2 separate regions of the Mus musculus genome follow, and region 1 is linked to region 2. Evidence: chromatin loops called from intact Hi-C (ENCODE). Cell type or tissue: heart. All regions are shown on one strand. Links, peaks and the distances in the headings refer to the core of each region. The heading gives the core; the rest is flanking DNA.

Evidence for each region. Hi-C counts contacts between places; a loop is a spot of excess contacts. Peaks named below come from ENCODE experiments on the same cell type or tissue, not always from the same donor. Only the 100,000 strongest peaks of a DNase experiment are listed, where the experiment ranks them.
Region 1: a loop joins it to region 2, with 1.9 times the contacts of the local background. A loop is called at or near these places in 4 of 42 quality-filtered maps.

Annotation. Positions count from the first base shown.
Region 1 is chr3:52,757,120-52,760,034 of GRCm38, reverse strand. The region is part of intron 1 of Gm2447 (predicted gene 2447); the gene reads right to left. Among named protein-coding and RNA genes, the nearest start is that of Gm2447, 19 kb to the right of the region's middle. In heart, for the core only: a CTCF peak has its summit at 1,278 (motif pointing right); a DNase peak (open chromatin) is centred at 1,264.
Region 2 is chr3:52,382,099-52,385,013 of GRCm38, reverse strand. No RefSeq gene overlaps it. Among named protein-coding and RNA genes, the nearest start is that of Gm38537, 84 kb to the left of the region's middle. In heart, for the core only: no CTCF peak of the experiment used is centred there; a DNase peak (open chromatin) is centred at 1,483.

The DNA of each region.
Region 1 (2,915 bases), core at 174-2,673, 380 kb before region 2:
TCCATGTCTGCTGTCCATCACATGCCAGCGTCTCCAGGCATGAAACATGTATAATCATGGAAATGTTCACCTATGCGCTTCCCGTGTTGCTGTAACTTTTTTGTCGGCACGTCTACATTCCTGCATGGGAAGGGCTGTGCTGGACAGGTTTAGGTACGTGCTGGCTGCTCACGGCTAGGCTCATACTATCTGCTAAACAAATGTGTGTCCGATGAAAGAATGAGCAAATGAGTGGTATCAATAACAATCGCGATTCAGCCCTTGGTGAACTTAAGCATTAAGCTTTCAAAACATTTGTGCCTGGTACTTACTGCCTCCTATGCCGCTCTGCTCCTAGGAGCTGCCTCATTTAGCCTCAAACAAGCTCCCTGAAGGAGGTAATATGATTGCCATGAGAATTTATTTCAAACGAGAAAAATGGAACACAGTGAATGATCAAACTGTCATGGCTAGTAGAAGGCAAAGTGACCTTGGAACCCAAGCTCCTTTATGGTCTGGGCCCTTCCCCGAGTGTGTGCTGCTGCCTCCTGCACAGTGAAGCCTACATACAGGGAAGCTGCAGGTTTCCTTGGTTTCCCAAAGGCTTGAGAACTTTCTGGCAGAAGAGATATGTTAGTCATCTACATTTGATGGTCCCAGAGTATACTGAACTCTTAGATGCTGATTTCAGTGCTGTCTCTTGTTCTTGCCGAGCCAGTGTGTCTTGTTTCTCCATTGGCCATTGGAAAAGCCAGAAAAAGAAGTTGAGGGCCCATGTGTCTTAAACACCAGTGCAGAAGCTGCTATCTACTGGCTGGCTGAGGCCCCCCGTGAAGCTGCTTAATAATATTTAAAGTGTATCAATCACCCCAGTATACCACTGCCTGCTGTTGGGCTAAAATACACATGAAATGCCTGTTCTATTAAATTTCCTTTCTTTCTTTCTTACATTCTAATTGCTTAATTATAACGTGTTGTGGAACTTGAAAGCAATGCTTGCTCAAATTATACTAAAGGTTGGTGTAAATGAGATTCAGCTGTGGCGTTCTCGTGTGATTTTTCTTGCTGGTGCTGAGGTGGGAACACAGTCATGTGCATGCTAGGCACATGTTCTACCACTGACCTGCATCCCTGTTGAGATGTGACATCTGAACTCCAAGGTGTCTCCTAGCAGTTGCTCTGGCAACACTGAAGTCTTCTTGCCTCTCTTCCTGGTGTGTGTCCATCTTCCAAAGAGGTGAAGCTCAGTCCCAGATAGGCAAGGCCATGCTAGACTCTTTATCTGGCTCTCCACGTGGTGGCAGTACACAACACTTCCTTAGGGAGGAGCTAGACTCAGGGCCCAACCTTTGATTCTCAATCTCTTCCTTTTCTTCGGAGGCAAATTATCACAAACTTTTAAGTAATAGCAAATATTATTTGTGTCTGTTTTGAAGCAGTCATTCAGAGTGACATAGAGCTTTGCCAAAGTCAAACTAAACACATTTCATCACACCATTTTTCATAGAGAGGTTTTTCCTTTCACAAAATTATCCACAATTAAAACTGGAGAGAGATTTTTTTTTTCAACTGTCACAGCCTTTTAGAAGATAAAGTTTTTTTTCCAAAAAAAAAAAGCAATTTATAATGCCAGTAATTTTCTCTCTCTATCCTGCCATTATTAAGGCTACTGGTTTGGGGTTTATTTATTTATTTGTTTTTTTTTTTTTAATTCAGCCCCTGTCTCTCTGTAATGCTCACATAATGGCCTGTCTCTAACTTCACCCATTGCCATGGAAGTAATTATTCTACTCACTCAGACAGTCAATTTGCCACCAAATCAAAGAGGAAGTAGTTGGGTTCAAAACAAAACAAAACAAAACAAACCTCCCTCCATGGAGCAAGACAAAATGAGGAGGATAGAGAGACCACAGAGTTCTGTGGAAGGGGGCTGTGAGCCCAGGTTTTGAAATGAAATATCATCTGAAAAAGACAATGACATTGAAGTGAATAAAATGACTGTTAGAATCCATGATTAGAAGATCCTGAATGAATAGCTCTCTACAGAACTCATACTTCATTCAGTAATATTCTGAGTGAATCCTCTTTTATAAAATCTGGGAAAGGAATCACAAGATCCATGCTTTGGACATAATTTAAGTCAGCATGTCCTTGATGGGTTATTTCTCTGCTGGTAAAATGAGCCAATCCAAGCCAGATTAGATATATTAAACAGAAGCTGCTCTCTTGAGAGTTCACAGGCCAGGGGAGTCGCCATGGAGAAGGGGAAGAAAAAGAGAGAAAGGGCTGAGGCAGAGAGAGAAGGAGGAGGACTACAATGAGGAGAAGGAGTGGGAGGAGGAGGAAGAGGGGGAGGAGGAGGAGGAGGAGGTGGAAGAGGAGGAGGGAGGCCAAACTGTCTGGATAATATAGGGAGGAGCCTCTAGGAGAATGGTAGCCCAACCTGTGGGCTGCAAAGTTCAAGTTGGGAGCAGGGTATGCCAGGTATGGACTGAGAGATTCTTGGAGGACCTAGAGGCCAGGTCTGCTTTGATATGTAATATATGCACCTCAGTCCCTTGTCCCGGGATCCAGGGTCCAAAAACAAACAGTCCTGTCTCTCTATTTGGGGGAAGGCTTAAACTAAAACTTCCCCAAGCATAACAAAATCTACACTAGAAATGTCATGAAATAGTCCTGAGGTCAAGGATCAAGTGGTCTCTGACTACAGCGTCAAAGATTTTGTCATACAAAGTACACAGAACCCATACTCAGGAGACCCCGATACAAACTGGAGCTCTGTTCCTCTGAACCCCAAGAACACAAGTAACCCCAAAACAGGGCTATTCCAATGACCAAAAGAGAAGGATGATGCCACACTTTATAAACCAACACTACCTTCCAAGTACTACTTAGTATTGTTTCTGCTGTTTGTTGCCCACCGCCATCCCCACCCC
Region 2 (2,915 bases), core at 321-2,820:
AAGCTCCGTCAAATGCACAGAAGGGGTATAAGGCTAGCCCTTATATCTGAAGACTATTTGAGATTTGAGATGCTATCAAGTAGGACAATAAGTTTGAACACTGTCAAGAAATAATTTAACATTATCATTACCTTCAAGAAGCAAAGTATACCCCTGTAGTATAACCATTCATTTTAAACCACATGAAAATCCATACTACTTATTTTAAAGGAAAGAAATAGCCATTTGCTTGGGCATCTGTTAGCTGTTTGCTCTTGGGTTTAAGTCACCTGTATTTTAGGAAGTGGCTCACAATCCCATGGGATGAATACATTGGGAAGTATATACTTTCATTTGTGTCCTTGTCACCATTTCCAGTACACCTTATGGCCCCTTATCCACGTCTTTGGTCCTTTGTTCACAGACTTGCTCTTTCCCCCTCACATACGGAGTCTTGGTTTTTCTGACTTCTATACAGAACAGCCTGTGCCTCGTGTTGTAGAATGTTCTACACTTTTTTTTTTACCATTAAACTGTAAAGCACAGAACAACCCTCACATCTCCAGGCTTTGGTGGAATATAAAACACTTATTTCATTGCTATTTGTCTCAGAGTTTGCTCTTTTGGCCCAGTCAGCTTCCTTGAGGGAGGATCATGCGCTGTAGTAGCAGGAAAGGCTCCTCTACTGCTTGAGTTAACTGTAACATACTCTCTGGCTTTGGCATCATTCCCAACAGCGGGTACTTTGGCCCCAGATTTGGTCACTGCTCTATAGGCCTCCTCACTACCAGCACAGCCATGGACCAATTTGGAAGGAGCCTTTGGAGGGCTTTGTCCCAGGCAGATCGTTCACAATATTAGTGACAAAGAGTGGTGGCCTTTTCTGACTGCTCTGGATGCTTCCAGCCTTCGGGAGACCCCAGAGCGGCAAGGTTTATGTTGAAAGCAGAGTAAAATGAAAACAGATTTGCCGTGAGACGGAAGGTCTGGGGGCCTGAAGTTAACTCACTCGAAACATCCATTTTAATTTCCAGTTGAAATTCACTCACCAAAACTCAGCTCCCGCCAACTTCCAGAGAATTACTGAAAAACTTCCATTCTTTTCCAAGTCATAATTCTGTTAATGCCCGCAATAAATTTATAGGACCCCACATGGAGAAACCCTATATATTGTGACTTTAGGTTCCACTTTCTGCGAGAACACCTGTCTGGTGCAGAGAGACTCACCCAGACACTTGTGAAGCAGGGCAGGTAGAGACGCACGCCATTGTCCCGGCACTGTTTCCTAAGGAATTCCCAAGCTTTTGAGGAATGGTGATGTGGCTTTCTAACTCCGGTCTCACCATGACTACAGATGACTATTTGGCTCTGCCCTTACCCCATTGTTCTCCTCCAGTAGACGTCAAGGACTTGGATGCAGGTTTTCTGAAGCGCTCCTCCCTGGAATTCCCAGCCTCTGTTGATTCTGTGAGTAACCATCAGAGGCCGGCTTCCACTCTCTGTCATCAGATAAGATCCCCTTCCTCCTACAAGCCAACTGGAATTTGAACCTGAAATACCCTTAGAAGGATATTTTCATTTCAATCACAGTCTGGCCGTAGCATCGGCCAGCCAGGCAGGATACGGGGTCAGCACACACTCCCATTGAGAGGAAGAGTCCAGGCCTTTGTCCTCTGGGCCTTGCCAACCAACATCCACCTATCACAATGCCAAAGGCCTTGCTCTACACCAGAATTCTTCTAGCCTTATTATTCAGAGGCACTTAGCTCTCTTTCAATCCTCTAAGGTCACCAACAGAGGTGGCTATTTTTTTTTAATTATGTTTATTTATTATCTGTTTATGTATTTATTTATTTGTGTTTGGGAATGTGTGTGGATACATGGGTGCCACAGCGCACAGTTGCCATTAGAAGACAACTTTTGAGAATTAGTTCCCTCCTTCAGTCAAAAAATTGTATTTTACTGCCTAGAAAAATACCGTGGTTTTCAACTTGTGGGTCCCAACCCCTTTGGTAATCTTCTATCTTCAAAAATATTTACATTACAACTCATAACAGTAGCAACATTACAGTTATAAAGTAGCAATGAAAATAGTTTTATGGTTGTGGGGGGTCACCACACCGTGAGGAACTTTATTAAAGGGTCACAGCATTAGGAAGGTTGAGAGCCACTGACCTAGAAGATCTGGTTTGCCATTCTCTTCCAGGGTAGGAATATTTTTCCTAAGTGTTCTTTCCAGACACCTGTCTCTAAGAAAGAACATCAGGTATCAAAAAATATTCCTTATCAAAAAAAACTTTCCAGCAGTTGACTGCACCAAGAGGCAATTGCGTCCTGGATTCTTTTTGTTTGTTTGTTTGTTTGTTTTGTTTTGTTTTGTTTTTTTGTTTTTTTGAGACAGGGTTTCTCTGTTTAGCCTTTGGCTGTCCTGGAACTCACTCTGTAGACCAGGCTGTCCTCGAACTCAGAAATCTGCCTGCCTCTGCCTCCCTAGTGCTGGGATCAAAGGCGTGCACCACCATGCCTGGCTTGCCTCCTGGATTCTTTAACCTGGAGTGGAATAGAGCTTTGTCACAGAGTCCACTAGAAAGGGCCTACAATTTGTTCCCCTTTGACTCCCTCTCCTTGGAATAATTTCATGTGATTCTGAGTATATAGGCACATAAAACAGACACACGGATCAAACAAGAAATCATAAAGAAAGGTAGCTAAGACCAAGCATGTTGGTGCGCACCTATAATTGTAGCACTTGAGACGTGGGGCCACAGAGTCATCTTTCAGCAAGGTTTAGGGCCAGCTTGGACACTACCTAAGACCCTGCTCAGAGAGAAAGAGGAGAAGGGGGAGAAGAAACAGGAAGAAAAAGTCTTTTATTCCTACAAATTACCATTTATTAAAGACAAAAGCAAATGTGCATTCCAATGGGGTGACTAAAC